Regions from separate parts of the Homo sapiens genome. Here all the other regions are linked to region 3. Evidence: chromatin loops called from intact Hi-C (ENCODE). Cell type or tissue: B cell. All regions are shown on one strand. Each heading gives the region's core, and the rest is flanking DNA. Links, peaks and the distances in the headings are about the cores only.

Region 1 (7,248 bases), core at 770-5,769, 63 kb before region 3:
AGCCAGACCTTCCTTTTCCAGGCCTTCTAGGCTCAGCTGACTTCAAGTCTTTAGACAAAGCTGAAGTTTTTCAACCACGTGTCAATCGGAAAAGTCTTTGAATCCACCTGTGGCCTGTAAGCACCACCCCCTATTCAAGATTTCCCACCTTTTTGGGCCAAACCAATACGTACCTCCCATGTATTGATTTTATGTCTTTGCCCGTAACTCCTGGTCTCCCTAAAATGTATAAAACCAAACTGTAACTCAACCACCTCAGGCACACTTTCTCAGGACCTCTTGATACAGTTCCCCAGGCCACGGTCACTCATATTGGCTCAGAATATACCTCTTTAAGTGTTTTACAGAGTCTTTCATGAACAGGAATATTCATTCCCATTCTATCTCTGATTGTTAATACTTGACCACATTTTGTTTCCCCAACTCTTCGGCTGTTTTGACAGTGGTAGAAAGATCACCTGTCAAGCATTGCTTACAGTATCCAAATACAGGAAGTGGCATTCCCTTTTCATCAGTGAAGCATCTGGGTGTCTCTACCCAGATCCAGAGCCATAGGAGCAGCTCCAAACCTTCTGGGTCCCCCAGGAGAGAGTCCACAGTCACTCATCCAGTGCTCAGAGCCTGCCAGAGTAGAGGTATCAGCTGGGTCATCCATCACCAGGATAGGAGGTGCAACAGGCGTCAGCTTGTTTCTACACGGGCTATTACAACATCTCTAGGCCCCATATCCATTGCAGATTGCCCCTAATTTGAGAACTCAAGGTAAATCTTAAATCTTTGCTTGAGCTGAAAACCAAAATTCAAGCTAAAATTAACAGTAAAACCTGCAGTAATTCTGAATAATGATGGTCTCTGTAACAATACAGCACCAGAAATTAAATACTAAAAACCTATTTGAAACAACAGCTCTGTGGCCCACTTTGATGGACACAAAATAACGCTTTTGTTGTTTGTATGAAGTAACATTAAAGAGGAAAAGGGGAATACAAAATGGCATTGTTAGGACAATGTAATCGATTGGTTATCATGATGCAGAATATTTATATGTACATTAGTAAAGATAGAAGATTATTTTGAGTAATAAAGTGGTTTAATAATTATTTTTGGTAAATCTGTTTACATTTGGAAAGAAATTTGAATGGAAGAGAGAGATGTGCAGAAAGAGTTAATATAACTTTAAATGGAACTGGTTTTAAACAAGTGACTCTGTGCTGCTGTCCCACAAAATGCTCCCTTAGAAACCTCTGGCATCCCTCAGGGTCAAACGTGCATAACTTAGTGACCATTTCATCCTCTGAATCCGTAGGTGCCACCCTAGTCACACATTACACTATCACCTTTAACTTTGTCATTCTTCACTCTGCCTAGACCAGAGCAGACTTTTAGAGAATCAAAAGTACAGCCCCACTGGAAATGAGTAAAACCCTACCCCCCAAATAAATGTTTGGTCAGATGGTGTTATCCATCAGAGCTGAAGGGACATGAGGCTAGTGAAGAGAAGATTCTGGGCTTTATGTTAATGCTGACCTTCTCTGGAGCAACGTGGTCTCTTTAGCTTCCACACATGTCTAATCACTAGGGAGTTGTCTAGCTACACGAATTTTTCACATTTGTCAGCTAAATCAGCGCTCCAAATGCACAATGCAGCACTTAGAAACATTATGTGAATTTATTAAATTCTCTGGAGGACTTTGGGTCCATAAAGCAGTAAATTGATTACAGAGAACTGAGGCCATAATATTTTCATCAGCAGCAAAAGCTGCTGTGCTCCCATATTGTGCATGGCATATGAAGAGAAGCTGTTCCTCACTTCACTTGAGCTGGCAGGCTGAGAATCACACAGGAAACAAGGGGAAGGCTCTGGAATGCATCAAAATGATGCGTCATTTAATCAGTTTCTTTCAGAACGCCAGCTTTCAGGTACGCCTCTTATAAGAAAACTAAGGAAAAATATAAATAGCCTCTTCCTGCTTTGGATTTGCCTATGAATGCTTTCAGAATTAGCCCTCATGATCATAGCTGTTCATTGACTTTACCATGAAAGAGCGTATTGACATTATTATCAAAATAAGGGGCATTAGTAGCAGGTCAGGAGGAAACGATGGGTCTGTGTTGATGACATGGCTTGGATACTAAACATGCTTACATGTGGTTTGATGATCACATAACTGATGACCAATATCCCCTCCAAAGAAGGAAGGGAGAATCCTAACACTTTCTAGGATGCCCACCATGCCAGGAATTATTATAGGTGCTTTTCCATAGATTATCCTATTTCAAACTTTGCAACAATCTTAAGAGCTAGGAATGATAATTCCTGTTTTTAAGGGAGAAAGCCAAGGCTTAGTAAATTGCCCAAAATCACACGGCTGAAAAATTAGGTTGGAATCCAGACCAGGACTGTGTGTTTCCAAAGACACCCTTGTTCTTTGACCCCATTTCAAAATCTTTGATGTTCGTGTCTTCTAAAAGATTTCACTCCCCAGAAAGTAATTGGATAGCTTTCTGCTGCTGCATGGGAAAACTTTTGTCGTCTCAAATGTTTCTGGAGGGAGAGGAAGGGGTAAATCTCGGGGCAGTCGTGTTAGTGTCCTGGCACTAGAGCTGTCATTTTAGAACCTGCGAGAAGACTAGAATATTCTAGGCTAGTCCTAGAATATTATTTTGGCCATTTCACTGTGTCTTTGAGCCTTCTTCGGGCATCCTGGAAAAGGGAGTGATTATGACATTTAGGTATGATGAATGATAATCCTTTTTAAATCTATTAACTGGATTTTGATAAACATCTAAAATGACCGTAGTTCTTCCCTCTGCATTGAAAGGAGTGATGCAAGAGGAATAACCAGTGTGTTGGCAATTCTTACTTCTTGGTTGCCTCCAGACTAAACAAGGTCTTCGTATAGAGGAGCAGAGACCTTGCTACAGGAAGACCATGGAGGCAGGGAACAACCACTCCTCTCCTTGCACCACAGCTCTTGGACTGAGTTCTTTGGCTGTGATGGAAAAGAAGCAGTGTCTCTATAAGGCCTAAAAACCCCTGGCTAAAGGCTAATCTCAAAGGGAGGGCTCTGTCTTACTAAAATTTGTGGATTCCCAGTGCTTGGCAGACTGCCTGGTACACAGTAGACCCCCAGTAAGTGTTTATTAGATTCAATTGAAATATTAAGACAGCTCAGCAGTTTGTCAAGTTATAAATGCAGGAGTATGAGAATTACTTTGTGAGCTGTTTTTAAATATAGTAATTTGTGAGCATAATTGTATTTCATATGTGGTAATTCACAAAGTTAAGCCCAGCACTTCCCAGTTCATCTTAAAGCTATCTATTCAAGCAACTCTTGACTCTATAACAAAAACTATCCACTATCCATTATATCTGAATTTTTCTCAGCATATGTGCCCATCCAGAATAGTATTTCAAAACTGGAATTATCCAGGCCACACTGGAGCATATAATCAACTTGGAATTAGCCATTTTTTTCTTTTTTATTATTTCTTCCCCATATTGGCTGCAGTTGTATGAATTACAGATTTTATCTCCCTCAGACTTTTTTGCTTATGGAGTGGGGTGACTGATTTTGGTGCTTTCTCTTTTATTGCCTGTCTGACGTTAAAAATCCTATCAACCGTTCGGAAACTAATCTAATTCATTTCGAGAATAATGTTGTGAACTCTATTTACAGAATCCAAAGCCATAAAGCTTCTAATGCTACGTGAAACAGCACCCCCTACTGGCAATGTTGTCACATTACATCATCATATCCTCAGCACTGAAATCCATCTCTCTCCTGTTGAGAAACTTTGACAAGTAACTTCACAAACAGAACCTATTTAAAATACTTCAAATAGAACAAATCTCTTACTCTGTTTTACCTTCATGGAAACTATTCCTTGATAACAATTTTTGCTAAGAAAGGAAAATATGTGATCTCCCTTTTTCTAGGACCATAAAGTTGTAAAAGGCAAGTTTATTTCAAACTTAACATCAGGTGGGTCCAAACCATGCACTTCATGTCTCTGTGTTTCAGCAGTACAATTCTTTGTATAGCAAATGTACTTTCTTACAAAACACCAAAACTAGCTTTAAAAATAATTGCATATGATTTTTTCACTGTGACCATTTATTCATTCCCGACCACAGCATTCATTCAACAAGTAATTTTTTTTTTTTTTTGAGATGGAGTCTCACTCTGTTGCCCAGGCTGGAGTGCAGTGGTGTGATCTCAGCTCACTGCAACCTCTGCCTCCTGGCTTCAAGCGATTATCTTGCCTCAGCCTCCCAAGTAGATGGGATTACAGACACGTGCCACCACGCCCGACTAAAATATATATATATATATTTTGTATTTTTTGTGGAGACAGGGTTTCACCATGTTGGCCAGGCTGATCTTGAACTCCTGACCTCAAGTGATTTGCCTGCCTCTGCCTCCCAAATTGCTGGGGTTAGAGGCGTGAGCCTCTGCACCCGGCTACATTTAACAAATATTTACTGATCATCTAGGCTTGAGAATACCACAGTGAATAGCATGCATCTGGTCCCTGCCCACATAGAGCTTACAGCTGAGGTGACAGAATAAACCCATCCAATGCTGGATTTGACTAAGGAAACATCTGTGGAATCACAGAGCAAGGGTACTAGCATAGCCAACGGGAATTCAGAGAACCTTATCGCTGGCACTGTGAGTGCCCCAACCATTCCCCAGGACACACTGAAAGTTACTTGGCGCTTCAGTAGATTGTTCTCATCTTATTCTTGGTTTCCCGCATCAAACACCTGCATTTCTCTGGCCGAGGACTTCTGCTAGCGACAAAATGGGCAAGCTAAAAGTACCAGGGAATTAAGCAACCCTCAGCCAGTGAGGGACAGGAGTTGGTGGATAGACACCCTAGCTCCCTTGCCCTTCAATAGATAATTCTGAAGTGTATTCCACTCAGGCTCTTAGAAAGTCCCTGGCCAGGCACAGTGGCTCACACCTGTAATCCCAGCACTTTGGGAGGCCGAGGCGGGCGGATCATGAGGTCAGGAGTTTGAGACCAGTCTGGCCAACACAGTGAACCCTGTCTCTACTAAAAATACAAAAATTAGCAGGGTGTGGTGGTGTGTGCCTGTAATCCCAGCTACTCAAGAGGATGAGACAGGAGAATCACGTGAACCAGGAGGCAGAGGTTGCAGTGAGCTGAGATTGCGCCACTGCACTCCAGCCCAGGTGACAGTGCGAGATTCAGGACAGAAAGGAAGAAGAAAAGAAAAGAAAAGAAAAGAAAAGAGAGAGAAGGAAGGAAGGAAGGAAGGAAGGAAGGAAGGAAGGAAGGAAGGAAGGAAAGGGAAGGAAAGGAAGGAAAGGAAGGAAAGGAAAGGAAGGAAGTCCCCAGTAGAATGTGCACAATTCATTGTTAACAGGACTGCTGGGATTTCAACAGGCTTGGTAAATGACATTCATCTTTCTCACAAATGTTGTGAGGCAATTAAGAAATCCGACCAAAGAATAAGGCAGCTAGGAGAATAGATATCACATTGTTAATATTGAAAAATGAGGCTACGTCTCTAGGCAAGTAGATCACATTGCACTCAAGAATTAAACTGCTGGTCTTTTTAAATTTTTATTTATTTTTTTGAGACCTGGTTATAAGACTGGCTAATTTTTGTATTTTTCGTAGAGATGGAGTTTCACCATGTTGCCGAGGCTGGTCTCAAAATCCTGAGCTCAAGCAATCCATCTCCCTCAGCTTCCCAAAGTGCTTAGATTACAGGCGTGGGCCACCGCACCCAGCCACTGCTTATCTTTTGAATCCCAAGCACCACTGGACTGGGCAAGCCTCTGAAAAACAGGGCCTGCCTGGTGCATTTATGACAAGGATGATCAGAGTGGAATGCAAGCTTCCAGAAGACAGGCTCCTCCCAAGAGAAAAAGGGAAGAGGCTGAGCCATTTGGTCAGTTATTCCTTCCACATTCACCAGTCAGATAAGTGACGTATCTTCCAGAAAGGAGCAAGGAAGGGGCATAAAAACACCAAGGAAGGGACCTAGAGAAGACACTATGTCTGAGCCTAAGAGGAACACACATCATCCAGAAATCCTAGACTAGTGGAGCTCCCTCCACAAGAATAAAACCTCAACAGTGGGAAAAAGGGTCCCCACCACCACACACTCCATCCCATGTCAAAACTTTAAGAGAGTTTTGCTAGTCCAGTGATTCCCTCATACCACCATTCAACATAGTAAATAAAAACAACATCTTTTGTAATTTCCATACTGTCAACACTCTTTCTGAGTGACACTGGTCCCCAATTAAGACAGCAGTAATCAATTATATGAACAAACAATAATCAATTATATGAACAATAATCAAGTCTCTATAGCATTAATAAATGGATTTTAGCCATGTAGTGCCTACTTTTAAAAGGCACTTAAGAAAGGCTTCACTTTTTTCTAATTATTCTTTCAACATGTATATAGCCCTTACTATATGCTAATACGGTGACATATTTATTTAACACTCACAATGACCTTACAAGTTGAGTACTAGTACAAGTTGAGTACCACTACTTAAATGAGAAAACTAAGAAAGCTAAGACTCTTGCTGAAGGTCACAGAGCTAATAAGAGTGAAGCCAGGAGTAAACATTGGTGACTTTTCTTTTTTTTTTTGAGACAGAGTTTCGCTCTTATTGCCCAGGCTAAAGTGCAATGGCGCAATCTCGACTTACCACAACCTCCGCCTCCCAGGTTCAAGCGATTCTCCTGCCTCAGCCTCCCGAGTAGCTGAGATTACAGGCGCACCACCACCATGCCCAGCTAATTTTGTATTTTCAGTAGAGACGAGGTTTCTCCATGTTGGTCAGGCTGGTCTCAAACTCCCGACCTCAGGTGATCTGCTCGCCTCAGCCTCCCAAAGTGCTGGGATTACAGGTGTGAACCGCTGTGCCCGGCCCACCTTGGTGACACTTATGTCAAAACTCATGCTCTGAAGTACTGTCCAATCCTTCCCTCTAATCATTAAGCTAGATGTTTGTCTTAGGAGGTCATTCAATGTGTTTTAAATTAGAAATGCCAGTAGGACAACCAGTTAGTGAATAAAGCAAATGGACTCAAATATTCTGCTTCATGAGTAATTGGCCCTCAAATGCACAAACCAAAATTTGCTAGAACAAAAGTCCACATAAACTAGGAAAAGGAAGAAAACGGTTCCATCATTTTTGACAAACTGTTGCCAAGTATCTTCCAACTTAAAATTGGTCCTAATAATAACTC
Region 2 (7,248 bases), core at 810-5,809, 73 kb after region 3:
TTTTTGTGATGGGATTTATTGCTACAAATGACATTATGCATAGTTTCAATCATCCCCTTGGTTCAGAATAAGCAATTGAGGGGGGAAATGATAGGCAATAAATAAATATATATATTATTCTCATTCTCAAAGAATATTCTTATTTTCAAATTCTGACAATCTGGGGATGTCTTACTCCATACATATAATTACTTTATTAGTAATCTCCTAATGAAAAAGTCCATTTATTCCATAGGCAAATGTGGAAGGCATAATATATTATATATATCCCAGATATGATGATGAATCTTAGGAGGTTAATGAATAAAATGATCCCATGCCTGGTGAAGAAAGGACTATAAATACAGAGTAACCTAGAAGGAATCCACTTTTGCATCTTTCAAACTATTTTCCACTCTGCTGTTAGAGCCGTCATTTCTAAAGCAAGCATCACTGTATTGTGATTTACTCAGTCTTATAGTCATGTGTAAGTTATCAACAATCCAGCATAGGTTGGGTTATGCCAAGCCCAGTCTCATCCCTCCTTACTGCTCTCCTGGTCGAAGGTAAAGACTCTAGGACAAAATCTCTGATCTTCGGCAAGCAATTCTTTTTTTTCTTTTTCTTTTTCCAACTGGGTCTCACTGTGTCACACAGGCTGGAGTGCAGTAGCAAGATCATGGCTCACTGCAGCCTCAACCTCCTGGGCTCAAGCAATCCTCCTGCCTCAGCCTCCTGAATAGCTGGGACTACAGGTGTGTGCCACTATGCCCAGCTATTTTTAAAATAATTTGTAGGCCGGGCATGGTGGCTCATGCCTGTAATCCCAACACTTTGGGAGGCTGAGGTGGGCAGATCACCTGAGGTCAGGAGTTCGAGACCACCCTGGCCAGTGATGGCCAACGTGATGAAACTCCATCTCTACTAAACATACAAAAATAGGCTGGGTATGGTGGCTCATGCTTGTAATCCCAGCACTTTGGGAGGCCAAGGCGGGCAGATCACTTGAGGTCAGGAGTTTGTGACCAGCCTGGCCAACATGGTGAAACCTCATCTCTACTAAAAACTACAAAAATTAGCCAGGTGTGGTGGTAGGCACCTGTAATCTCAGCTATGTGGGAGGCTGAGGCAGGAGAATCACTTGAACCCGGGAGGTGGAGTTTGCAGTGAGCCGAGATTGCAACACTGCACTCCAGCCTGGGCAACAGAGGGAAGCTCCGCCTCAAAAAAAACAAAACGAAACAAAAATTAGCTAGGTACAGTGCCAGGCACCTGTAATCCCAGCTACTTGGGAGGCTGAGGCAGGAGAATTGCTTGAACCTGGGAGGAGGAGGGTGTAATGAGCAGAGATGGCGCCACTGCACGGCAGCCTGGGCAACAGAGTGAGACTGTCTCAAAAAAAGAAATAAAATAAAATAAATCAATGAATAAATAAATAATTTGCAGAGACAGGGTCTTACTATGTTGTCCAGACTAAAGCAATTCTTGAGTAAGCTCACACCTATCTTCCCAAGGGAAGGTCTACTTTGCTGTACCACACTCATCAGGTGTAAATAAAGTCAAGAAACATCTTTCAACACAGAAGTAAATGAGTCCCAGGGCACAGTAATCATTTAACCATACACAATTACTTAAAATTGGCACTGCCCACCACTTATGTCTAAAACATCTACAATCTTTTCTTTCAGTTTCCTCCTAAAAATGAAGGATAAGTGCTTGCTTTACATTTGTGCAATTAAAGGGTCCATTCACATGATTTCCCACAACAAAGAAACAGTTCACAATTGACTCAAAATGAGATTCCAAAATATATTTTAGTTTTCTCTTTCAGCTCAGGCAACCCTTTCCCCAAGTTTTGATCATCACTGCATAAGTCTTATTTGTAGTAAGAGGTCATAAGGTAGAGAGCTGCAAATAGTGCTGCCCTAAATTGGAAAGTGGTCTATTTGTCAACAATGTGCTTAAGATTGAAACTGGCCCGCTAACGCCATTTTAGGCCTGAGCCTGCCTGTACCCAGGCGCTCATTAAAACAGCATGTTGCTCCACACCGCCCCATATTGTCTGTCAGCTCGCTCTCAGGGTTCAGACCGATACAAGACTCTTACATCTGGTGCCGAAACCCGGGAGGGGTTCAGGTCTGCATCCCCTATGGACCTACCCCTCCACCCCAGAAAGCAGGCCACAGTAGCCAGACAAAGGAAGCTCCTCAGCCTCCAGTCACCTCTCTGTGCATGCACATCCATCACTGGACTCGCCTACTGGTAAGTTTCCCCGGGAGCCTGGTTTGGTTTACAGGGGAAAATCTGCACGGCTTCTCTTGGTTTCTCCGGTACGAAAATCCAACATTGGTCCAAGAAGGCTCCCATGTGTGCCAGGCACTTGCTGATCATCTGGTCTTAGGGGGACACCTCTAAGCCATTTGATCCTGTTCCCAAACGAAAAAGGCAGCGGTGATGATTGCTCCTTTCATTGTCTCCCTCCGGCTGTCCAGGATGGTCTACTTTTCCCTGTTCTCCCGAGCCTACCCTCAGTTATGGGAAACTCCTGGTCCTACATTCCAAAAAACAACCCTCTAGGCTGCCTCTCCAAATGGCCCACAATGGAACATTCGAGTTTACAGTTTTAACTGACTTAAGCAATTATTGCCAACGTCTGGAGAAATGGGGAGAAATTCCTTATGTCCAGGCCTTTTTGCATTCAGCTCACAACCTGACCTCTGCAATTCTTGCTTATCTGTTCAAATCCTTCTCCTCCATTCTCACCGCCCTGATAGCCTTTCTCCTCCCGACCCTACCTCTTTTTCCCTCGTTCAATCTAGCTGACTGCTGTTCACCCCTCCCAGCCCCTACCCCTTCCTCTCAATCATCTTCTTTAACCCCCCAAGCCTCCTTGTTATCTTCTCAGCCGCCATCTTCCCAGCTGCCATTTTCCCAGCCAACGTCTTCCCAGTGATCATCTTCCCAGCCACCATCTTCCCAGTCAGCTGTATCCACTTCTTTTCCTACACCATCCCCTCCTCAGGGCAATTCTAGTATTGCCTGTACCCATTCTCCTCCTCTACTGCCCTCTCCTGAGGTTTGTAAACCCATTCCACCACCTTACGCCCCTATCTATCCTCCACTGCCTGTTAACTCCCCTTCCCCCTTCAAACCCTCAGCAGGAACCACTTCCAAGTTCTTCCTTCTCTCCTGCCCATACTGGCTCAGGCGCCATCTTTGGCCCATGCCCCATTCTTACTTCAGCTCCTGTGCTAGAGTGCCCCCTTCAGGAAGTAGCAGGAACTGAAGGTATTGTTAGAGTTCATGTTCCCTTCTCCCTCACTGATCTCTCTCAAATTAACAAAAGACTCAGTTCATTTTCAGAAGACCCGACCTCTTATATTTGGGAGTTTCAGTACCTTATGCAGTCTTATGAACTAACCTGGCATGACCTCTACATTATCCTCTCTTCCACCCTCACCCCAGAAGACTGGGACCATATCTGGACCCTAGCTCAGGTATACGCTGATACAATTCATCACCAAGCTCCTGCCCAGCCTACTGGTGCAAAGGGGGTCCCCAACCAGGACCCCCACTGGGATTATCAAAACGGGGGCCTCTGGATGCCGCCATCAAGACCACATGATTGTGTGTCTTCTTGCAGGACTCAAAAAGGGTTCCCATAAAGCAGTAAACTATGAAAAACTTTCAGAAATCACCCAAGGTCCTGACAAAAACCCAGCCCTTTTTCTCTCTCATTTAACTGAAACCATGAGAAAATATACCAACCTAGACCCAGTCAGCCCAGAAGGAACCACCATTTTAAACCTTTGGTTCATCTCCCAATCCACCCCCGATATTTGGTGCAAGCTTCAGAAACTTGACGACAGCCCTCAAACCCCACAACGAGACCTTCTTAATTTAGCCTTCAAAGTCTTTAACAATCATGATGAGGAAAGTAAAAGGCAAAAACACGCAGAGTTTCAAATGCTTGCCTCTGCCATTAGAGGCCCTGCAGGCCCACGAGGCCACAGCTCCACACAGAAGCCTCCTAGCAATCCACCTCCACTTGGCACCTGTTTCAAGTGCGGCAATGAAGGCCACTTGTCCAAACAATGCCCAAACCCAAGTAAGACCACCAAGCCGTGCCCCCTCTGCAGAGGACCCCACTGGCAGTGGGACTGTGAGCAGCCCCCGCAAGGACTGCCCCATCCCTTCCTGAGCTGGCCAGAACCTCCTACCCGGATCTCATTGGCCTAGCCGCTGAAGACTGATGGTGCCCTGGAACGGACACCCCGGCAACTACCATCGCTTCATCCAAGCCAAGGGTAACCCTGATGGTGGCGGGTAGGCCAGTATGTTTTTTTAATTAATACCGAGCAACCTACTACTCTGCTTTACCTAATTTTTCAAGACCCATCCAGTCCTCCCAAGTCTCTGTTGTGGGAATTGATAGAGAAGTCTCCAAACCCCGAGCCCCCCACTTCATTTTTCTGCTCCCTGAACACCTTTTCCTTCACTCACTCTTTCTTAGTCCTGCCCTCGAGCCCATCTCCGCTCCTAGGCAGAGATATCCTTTCAAAACTTCACAATACTCTCCACTTCCACGTTCCCCATCGTATCCAACACATCAACCCAGACCCCTCTGGGGCTTCTAACTTTCTTCTACTCCTCCAACCTCCCACCTTAAAACATGCAACCTTTTCTTATCCCCCATCCGTAGTTAACCCCGCTTTTTGGGATACTTCCACACCCTCAGTCGCAGAACACCATAGCCCCGTCCACATTACCCTTAAACAGCCCACCCATTTCCTATCACAGAAGCAGTATCCCATCCCCCAAGCAGCTCTCATATGCCTAAAGCCTATCATTTCTCACCTCCTCACCAGTCATCTATTCTGCCCAACAAACTCCCCTTGTAACACACCAATTCTACCTGTTAAAGAGCCAGATGGAACTTAATCACTTAGTCCAGGACCTCAGGCTCATTAACCAAGCTGTACTCCCAGTATGTCCAGTAGTTCCTAACCCATGTACTTCACTTTCCGCAGTTCCCTCCAATACCACCCATTTTTCTGTCCTAAACTTAAAGGATGCTTTTTCACAATTCCTTTACACCCTGATTCCCAAAACCTCTTTGCCTTTACGTGGGAAAACCCTGACACCCACATTTCACGTCCACTCACCTGGTGCGTACTACCTCAAGGTTTCAGAGACAGCGCCCACCTTTTCAGACAGGCCCTTGCTTGTGACCTCTGTACCTTATCCCTAAAACTGTCCACTCTCCTTCAATGTGTTAATGATCTGCTCCTGTGTAGCCCCTCCCAAAGAGACTGCAACGCCCATAGTATCTCTCTCTTTTAAACTTCTTGGCAGAACAGGGGTATCAGGTCTCCCCTAAGAAAGCACAAATATGCACCCCCTCATTCACTATCTAGGCCTAGCCCTTACCCCGCTAACCTGAGGGCTCACAACCGACCACGTATCCCTCCTCCAGTCCCTCCCGCCTCCACAAACTAAGCAAGACATTCTCTCTTTTCTAGGACTAGCAGGATATTTTAGACTCTGGGTTCCCTCCTTTGCTCTACTTGCCAAACCGTTATGCCAAGCCACTAAAGGCCCTCTCCATGGGCCTTCAAACCCTGCACAGCCTATTACCCAACCTTTCCATCTACTCCAAAAGGCTCTCATCTCAGCCCCTCTCCTCACTCTCCCAGACCTCACCAAACCTTTCTCCCTCTATAGCGATGAACGGCGTGGAGTTGCATTAGGCGTTCTAACCCAGTCTAAGGGACCCACTCTCCAGGTTGTTGCCTACCTCTCTAAACAGCTTAAAGCCACAGTTCCCGGATGGCCTGCCTGTCTCTGAGCATTGGTGGCAGCTGCTCTCCTTTTAGGCCTTGAAAGCCTAAAACTTTCTGTCCATGCCAACCTAACAGTTTATTCAACCGATAACATCAAAGACATGCTGGCTCACCGCAGTGTACTAAGTCTCTTCTCTGCCCCACAGCTCCTCCAACTGTATGCTCTATTCATTGAAACTCCCCACATCACCATGCTAACCAGCTCCCATCTAAACCCAGCCATGCTCTGTCCCTATCCTTGTTCTCTCCTCTTTACTCCTCAGAAGAAAAGGAGGACTTCCGGGCCCAAAACCTTCAAAAGCAAGGACCATGGTATGTCAAGAAACGGAGCTTTATTCTTCCTCACTCTCAAAGCCTTCCTCACCTCCAAAGCCTCCACAACTCTTTCCATGTTGGTTACAAACCTCTCCTGCAACTTCTCCGCCCTATTCTCACTTGTCCTCACCTTTCCAGCCGTGTTTGAGAAATTACCCAGTCCTGCTCTATCTGCCACTCAGTGTCACCCCAGGGCTCCCTCCTGCCTCGGACTTTTCCTACCCACCAAGCCCAGGGCCAGGTACCTGGGCAAGATTGGCAAGTAGACTTCACTCACATGCCACCCGATAAACAGCTCTGCTATCTTCTAGTCTTTGTCTGTACTTTCTCCGGGTGGGTAGAAGCATTCCCAACAACTTCACAAACTTCAGAAAGTGCAAATATTGTCACACAAACTCTCATCATGCATATAATTCCCGGTTTCGGACTCCCAATAGCCATCCAGTCCGATAACGGACCTGCCTTCACCAGCCAAATTACCCAAGGCGTCTCTACATCCTTAGGTATAAAATGGGTCCTCCACACACCCTACAGGCCTCAATCTTCAGGCAAAGTTTAAAAAGTTATCTCTGTCCTTAAAGCCCAACTCACCAAGCTGGCTCTAGACACCCACCAGTCGTGAACAAAAAAATCTCCCTTTTGCCCTCATGAGACTCTGCACAACACCAAAGACATCCTCTTTTTATAGTCCCTTTGAAATCATGTATGGCCAAACTTTTGTTTTGGGGCCTCCACCCTTACCAGACTCTGAGCCACTCAAGAATTACCTCCCTTCCTTAATCCAGACATGGTCTTTCATTTGTGAAGCAGCAAATGAGGCCATGCCTCTCCCTGTCAACACCGCCTTGTCCTCTCAACATAACTGTCTTGCAGGCACAGATGTGTTTCCAGACAATCCAAACAATGCTCCTGCTAGAACGACGTGGTGGCTACCAACCCATCTCTCAAGAATACCCAAAAAATTAAGGTTTTCTTTTTCCAAGGTGTCCACGCCACCCCCTATGTCATGCCTGAAGTAGTTATTGAGAAAGTCATTCCTTTTCCCTTTGCTATAACCAAATAGACAAGAATGTAAGATTCTCCCCAGGGCCTGAAAGCCTAAGGGGATGAG
Region 3 (7,248 bases), core at 746-5,745:
CTTAACCCATTTGGAGAAACACTCCATCAATAACACATCTGAACATGCAGCCCAATGTGTTTAAGAATAATGTGCATATTCTGTACTGATATAATGTACATTATAAAACATCTGGAAACGTAAAAAAAAGTATAAATATTTTTATTTAAAAATACAGTATTTTGAAATTATATTAATGTTGCAATTTGTCCTCACTCAAAATAGGATAATAAAGTAATACATTAATATATATTATTAATTTTATAATTATAACTATCAATTTTATAATTATAACTTAATAACATGATATATTACTATAACTAATAAATATAATTAATACTATTACAATTTTGAGCAAGAAGAAAGCTTTTTGAACATGCTTTCCTATAAATACCTTGATAAATAAGGTGTTAAATTTTGTTAAAGACTTGACATAGCAATTTGAAGGTCAGGTTCTTTTTTCTTGTCAGTTACTGATGCAATAACTAAATTATTGTTTAATCTCATCATCAATTATGCAAAACTTTTAAAATAATGTTTTGCCATCTTGCCCCAATGAGAATCACTTGTTCCCATCCATTAAATCAGAAGGAGTTTCATTTTAACATGTTTAACAATTGGGTTCAAAACTACTGAAACTTTTTATTTGCTAGATTAACAGGCCAGAACATTATGTATCCCAGTTTAAGTGAGGCAATGTTAGAGTTCTCATAGATGACATAAGTTTTCAGCCACAGTCTGTTTTTTAAGAGCTTTATTGACATACAATTCACATGCCATACAATTCAACCCATTAAAATGTGTAATTCAGTTCAGGCACTGGCTCACGCCTGTAATCCCAGCACTTTGGGAAGCCAAGGCAGGCGGATCACTTCAGGTCAGGAGTTTGAGACCAGCCTGGCCAACATGGTGAAACCCCATCTCTATTAAAAATACAAAAATTAGCCAGGCATGGAGGCACATGCCTGTAATTCCAGCTACTCGAGAGGCTGAGGCATAAGAATCGCTTGAACTCAGCGGGCAGAGGTTGCAGTGACCCAAGATTGTGTCTAAGTGATGGAGTGAGACTCTATCTCATCATAAAAATAAATAAATAAAATAAAGTATGCAATTCAGTAGTTTCTGTCATATTCACAGAGTTGTGCAACCATCACCACATTGTATCTTAATACAATCTGGTTTTTGAAAAGCTCATTTTGTAGTAGGTGCTTCTTTTAAAAAGCATTTACAAAGCAGTTCTTCCACACTGAAGAGTATCCACTAAGAGTAGGAGTCTGAACTCTGCATTTTCTTTTTGTTCTTGGATGCTTATATCACTGCACTTGATCTTAGCCCAAAGGCCAAGAAGTAATAAATGTTTACATTGCTTTATTATCTTAAATCATAGTTTCTTTGCAAAAATATTTTAAGTCACTTATCTATTTTGTGAGCATTTGTTTAGTAGATAAGGGAATCATAACAGCATTTTCTGGGCCCCCACAGCATGGTGAAAGCTAACCAACAACAAACAAGGGCATCTCAAGCACTGTGCTGTAGAATTCCTCATTCTTCCTTCAGGTTACCTTGGATACGAACCAATCCATATATTAAACTTGACTAAAGCTTCATGTGTTTTTGTTGTTGTTGTTGTTGTTTATTTTTTTTGAAATGGAGCCTCACCTCACTCTGTCACCCAGGCTGGAATACAGTGTCTCACTGCAACCTCCGCCTCCCGGGTTCAAGTGATTTCTCCTGCTTCAGCCTCCCAAGTAGCTGGGACTACAGGCATGTGCCACCACACCTGGCTAATTTTTGTATTTTTAGTAGAGATGGAGTTTAACCATGTTGGCCAGGCTGACATAGAACTCCTGACCTCACCTCGGCCTCCCAAAGGGCTGGGATTACAGGCAAGAGTCACTATGCCCGGCCCAGCTTCATTTTTTTTTTTTTTTTTTTTTTTTTTTTTTCAGACAAGAGTCTCGCTCTGTCACCCAGGCTGGAGTGTAGTAGCGTGATCCTGGTTCACTGCAACCTCTGCCTCCTGGGTTCAAGTAATTCTCTGCCTCAGCCTCCCAAGTAGCTGGGACTACAAGTGCGTATCACCACACCTGGCTAATTTTTGTATTTTTGGTAGAGATGGGGTTTCACCATGTTGTCCAGGCCAGTCGAACTCCTGGCCTCAAGTGATCTGCCCACCTCAGCCTCCCAAAGTGCTAGTATTACAGGTGTGAGCCACCATGCCCCTGGGCTTTTTCTTTTTAAGAATGAAAACAGAATAAATGGAAGCTCTAGTTATAAAGCGAACAGAAGCTTTTTTTCTTTCTTTCTTTCTTTTTTTTTTGGATACGCAGTCTCGCTCTGTTGCCAGGCTAGAGTGCAGTGGCACGATCACAGCTCACTGCAACCTCTGCCTCCCAGGTTCAAGCGATTCTCCTGTCTCAGCCTCCCGAGTAGCTGAGACTAGGTGTGCTCCACCACGCCCAGTTAATTTTTGTATTTTTAGTAGAGATGAGGTTTCACCATGTTGGCCAGGATGGTCTCGATCTCTTGATCTTGTGATCCGCCCACCTCGGCCTCCCAAAGTGCTGGGATTACAGGCGTGAGCCACTGCACCCAGCCAGAACAGAAGCTTTTAGTAAATAAGAGCTCTAATATTTCCTTCCTGCATGCCAATGGATAGTCTTGTACACTCCCAGAGTACACGAACCCTGTTTTGGGGGCACTAGTTTAAGGTTCAAGCAAAATTATATGTGAAACCTTGAATTTCGCTTCATTATCACAGCTGAAATGATTCCCAAAAGACATACTATGCCCCAATGTCTGAACTAGCAATATGGGCAAAAAAAAACAACAACAACAACCCAGAAATAATTTCTTAGAAATCTGCATTTCCCTGTAGTTAAGCAATACTTTCCCTGGTAATAAATCTGAATGAGGCAAGCATAGGCCACCCTGGGGGTGGTAAAAAGATTTCAATTCATGTGCCAAGTTTAGTTGGCAGGTAGCCACTGCCTGGAAAGCTCTGCTGAGAGGATGCCAAGGCCATGTCCAGGGAAATGAAGCAAGATGATCAACAATAATGTTGTGGCTGGTATACGTGCCTACTACTGCTACCACCACGCTAATCAGATCTCAGCCACTTACAGCTTCATCCCACCACGCAGTGCCTTCTACTCATGTTCCACATCGTGCTTTCCATAAACTAGGCTTGACACTGCCTCCTCACCAGGTGGCACTCAAGCTCAGAAGCAGAAGGGGACCCAGGTGGGGACACTTTAATAAGAGCAGTCCGTGATCACAATGAATTGGATGGAACAAACACACTTCGAAATGGCTCTCTCCCACGTGTAACCACACTCAAGAATTTTTTCTCTCTTATGCAGTTATGAAGTGCTATGGACTGGCAAAGAAAGGCAGTGGGTTCTGGTCAGCTCTTACAGTTTGGCTGATGCTCTAGTGAATATGAAACTGTTGATGATCTCTCTTCTTCTTCTTCCTCTTCCTCTTCTTCTTCTTCACTTCCCTTTTCTCTCCATCCTCAAGTTAGCTCAGACTCTAATAGCAAAGTGGATCCAGATTCTAAGATATACATTGGATTCTGAATATACAACTTCATTTGGGGAAAAATTGTGAAAGGAAAATGGATACGTAATACATTCCTTTAGAGGTCATGTTTGGTGGCATTTCCTACGTGGGAATGGGTGGAATAAGCACCACAGAACACTTACGTGGCCATTATGTACATGATTCAAAAAGAAAGCTGAGTCAAGCGTATCATCAAATTACCAGGCATATGACTTACCTCAGAGGCAGTAGGACACAATAGCGCACTATGACGCCCAGCACCCACACCATAGTGAGCCGCAGACTGATGTACTGGAAATTTACATTGGTTCTTGTGAGGAGATTCCATGACACTAGCTCCTCTGAGGAAAACCTCTGGGTCACTTCATCTTCTACAATGGCTTCCAATCCCTTCTTGGAGAAATAAAACACGTCAGACAGCTCAAAGTCCCTTCCTCGTAGACCAGAGAGCCCTTTTTCCATGGGTGACTCATCTCTTTGGATAATACCTTAAAAGAAAGCATCAGGACATGAGAAAATGCCATACGACAGAAGAATTGACCAAAAGGGCAACTTTAACTGTGTAGAAGTTAAATATGCCAAACAAGTAAATAAGTTTAATGGGTGACATCAGCCATCTTCAGAAGTAAGAGACAAACAATTGCAGTGGGAAAAGAGGTGAAATCACTGTGTCTGCATGAAATGGCCTCTACCTCATGATCTTTGTTAATTATAAAGAGGGGTTTTTGGTCCTCCATAATCCTCTTGTTTGGAATTCTTCCCTGCATACCATTAGACAAAGAACTCACACACACACACACACAAAATTCTCCCCAAGTATAACTCTAGATTGTGTAAAAACAAAGACTTCTGTTCTCCCTGACAAAAACCATAAAATCAAAAAGCAAGCAAAATGGCAAAAGATTCACCATAAATGGCAAAAAGTTGATTTTTTTTTTTTTTTTTTTTTTTTTTGAGACGGAGTCTTGCTCCGTCACCCAGGCTGGAGTGCAGTGGCGTGATCTCAGCTTACTGCAAGCTCCGCCTCCCGGGTTCATGCCAATCTCCTGCCTCAGCCTCCCAAGCAGCTGGGACTACAGGCACCCGCCACCACAGTCGGCTAATTTTTTGTATTTTTAATAGAGACAGGGTTTCACCATGTTAGCCAGGATGGTCTCAATCTCCTGACCTCGTGATCTGCCTGCCTCTGCCTCCCAAAGTGCTGGGATTACAGGCGTGAGCCACCACGCCCGGCCGATTTTTTAATATATGAAAATTATTTAATAAGAAAAACACAGCCTCCTGCATAAAAGTAAGCAAAGTTCACAGAAACAACATGAATATTAATAGTTAATATCATACAACTTTTCACTAGTGAAAAAGGAAATGTGAATTAGACAAAGGCCTATTTACAGTATCAAATCAGCAGCATTTTATTCAATGACTTGAAATGACACAGGTACTCTCATATTCAACTTGTACAAGTACGGAAGTAGTAGCAACTTTGTCAAAGTTGGTTTGGCAATGAAAAGACTGAAGATAGTTTTGCTGATGATCAATAACTCCAATTCTAGGAATCTGTCATCAGAAAATAATTAGAAATGTAGGCAAATGTAGGCAAGGGTGTTCACTGTAGCATTCTTCATTACAATTAATCCAAACAATGATATAAAATGCACCCATTAACAAATACTATAATGTTAATCAAGAAAAGACGGAATCTAAAACTATAGTTTCACTCTATGAAATACATATACATAGAAAAAATGTAAAAATGAAAACATTAAGTAGCTATTTCTAGACAATAGGATTAGGTTTTCCTCTCTGTGCTGTTACTGTATTTTCCATCAAGAAAATAATTAAATGATTTTTTAAAGCAGCATAAATTTTTATGAATTGAAAAATGACTACTGTCATTCAATTCTAACTATTAAATACAAAAAATGAGAAAGTCTTCAAAGAATAAAGAGTAGCTATATACACAGTCATATGATCATTCATTGGTTCCTTTGGGGTGTATCACAAAAGGTTACTTCTGACATTAGACTACAAAGAAAAATATTTTCTTTTGAGATAGTAATTAAGATGTTAAATTCCCTGAAAGAAGATCTTTTTTGATCACCTCATTTTCCAGTTTACTAGGAAATCAATGAGGAAAATGGACAGTGCTGTATTACCTATCCCGGAAAGAGTTATACGTGTATTAGTAGAAAGAGCTGTAATAGTTCAGTTTTCGGAAGGACTAATACTACACTAGAGGAGAAAGGAAAGAGGACCTGGAGTCAAAAGCCAAGTCCTGTTTAGGACAACCACCAGCTCCATGACTGATGTCTTTTATAAACTGAGAGAATGGAAACAATTTAGTTTTCTTACAGGGCTAATGTTTTATGATTTTAGGTGTGGGATATATGGGGATTTTGGAGTTTTTGTCCTACATGCAAAGTTTATACCTAGTCACCTTAAGAATTAAAGCAATAGGGGCTTGGCATGGGGGCTTATGCCTGTAATTCCAACACTTTGGGAGGTCAAGGTGAGCGGATCACTTGAGCCCAAGAGTTTGAGACCTACCTGGGCAACATGGTGAAACCTGTCTCCACAAAAAATACAAAAATTAGCTGGACATGGTGGCATGTGCCTGTAGTCCCAGCTACTTGGGAGGCTGAGGCAGGGGGATCACTTGAGCCCAGAAGATGGAGGCTGCAGTGAGCCATGATCATGCCATTGCACTCCAGCCTGGGTGACAAAATGAGATGGAAAGGGAAGAGGAGGGGAGGGGAGGGGAGGGGAGGGGAACAGAGGGGAGGGGCGGGAAGGGAAGGGAAAGGGAGAAAAGAGGGAGAGAAGGAAGGAAGGAAGGAAGGGGAGAGAGAGAAAGAAATAAAAATTAAGAAAGGAAAGAAAGAGAAAGAGAGAAAGAGAGAGAGGGAGGGAGGGAGAAAGAAAGGAAGGAAGGAAGGAAGGAAGGAAGGAAGGAAGGAAGGAAGGAAGGGAAGAAAGAAAGAAAGAAAGAAAGAAAGAAAGAAAGAAAGAAAGAAAGAAAGAAAGAAAGAAAGGGAAAGAAGGAAGGAAGGAAGGAAGGAAGGAAAGAAAGAAAGAAAGAAAGAAAGAAAGAAAGAAAGAAAAGAAAAGAAAAGAAAGAAAGAAAGAAAAGAAAAAAGAAAAAAGAAAAGAAAGAGGGAGGGAGGGAAGGGAGGGAAGGAAGGAAGGAAGGAAAAAAGTAAGTTCTTGAATGATTATTAGGTTCTCTTTTTCAGAAGTCAAGTCTAAGTGGTTTAACCTTTTTTCACCATCTCCAAAAGAGGTTTAATTAGTATTAGAGGATGAACCATGATAGTGTGCCTACTGAATTACCCTTTTGCTCTACAGGCACTGCAATACCACTCAAAGCCCATTACTCAATCTAAGTACTGGCCAGTATTTAGCAGTGCAACAGTTTCATTACAGCAGGAGGGAAGAATACCTTCTTCAGCAAATTTCTGAATGAAATACACTGGGGACAATAGACAGCCTTCCTAAAAATAACCTTTTTCAGAGGGGCCAGAGATAAGAATGCAAGTTCAATTGCCCCATATTATTTGACTGAGCCAAGAGAGAAGAGATCTGCAAACAACGCCAGCCCTCCAGCCCCTACACACTTGTTGTGCAATGTTTTCTCTGCCTTCTTACCTAGTTTATTCTGTGTAACTTAAATAAAATATAACTCAATTTTATATTTTAGTTAAGCAT

Evidence for each region. Peaks named below come from ENCODE experiments on the same cell type or tissue, not always from the same donor. Only the 100,000 strongest peaks of a DNase experiment are listed, where the experiment ranks them.
Region 1: a loop joins it to region 3, with 3 times the contacts of the local background. A loop is called at or near these places in 4 of 110 quality-filtered maps.
Region 2: a loop joins it to region 3, with 6 times the contacts of the local background. A loop is called at or near these places in 12 of 110 quality-filtered maps.

What each region holds. Positions count from the first base shown.
Region 1 is chr4:83,641,350-83,648,597 of GRCh38, reverse strand. No RefSeq gene overlaps it. Among named protein-coding and RNA genes, the nearest start is that of GPAT3, 110 kb to the right of the region's middle. In B cell, for the core only: CTCF peaks have their summits at 3,532 and 3,737 (motif pointing left); a DNase peak (open chromatin) is centred at 3,717; H3K27me3 peaks cover 248 bases.
Region 2 is chr4:83,505,243-83,512,490 of GRCh38, reverse strand. No RefSeq gene overlaps it. Among named protein-coding and RNA genes, the nearest start is that of ABRAXAS1, 24 kb to the right of the region's middle. In B cell, for the core only: CTCF peaks have their summits at 3,046 and 3,245 (motif pointing left); a DNase peak (open chromatin) is centred at 3,200.
Region 3 is chr4:83,578,345-83,585,592 of GRCh38, reverse strand. GPAT3 (glycerol-3-phosphate acyltransferase 3) reads right to left here. Exons shown (of 12, transcript NM_032717.5): 3 at 3,761-4,031. Among named protein-coding and RNA genes, the nearest start is that of GPAT3, 46 kb to the right of the region's middle. RefSeq lists a silencer at 2,763-3,057. In B cell, for the core only: a CTCF peak has its summit at 3,191 (motif pointing right); a DNase peak (open chromatin) is centred at 3,462; H3K4me3 peaks cover 707 bases; H3K27ac peaks cover 1,340 bases.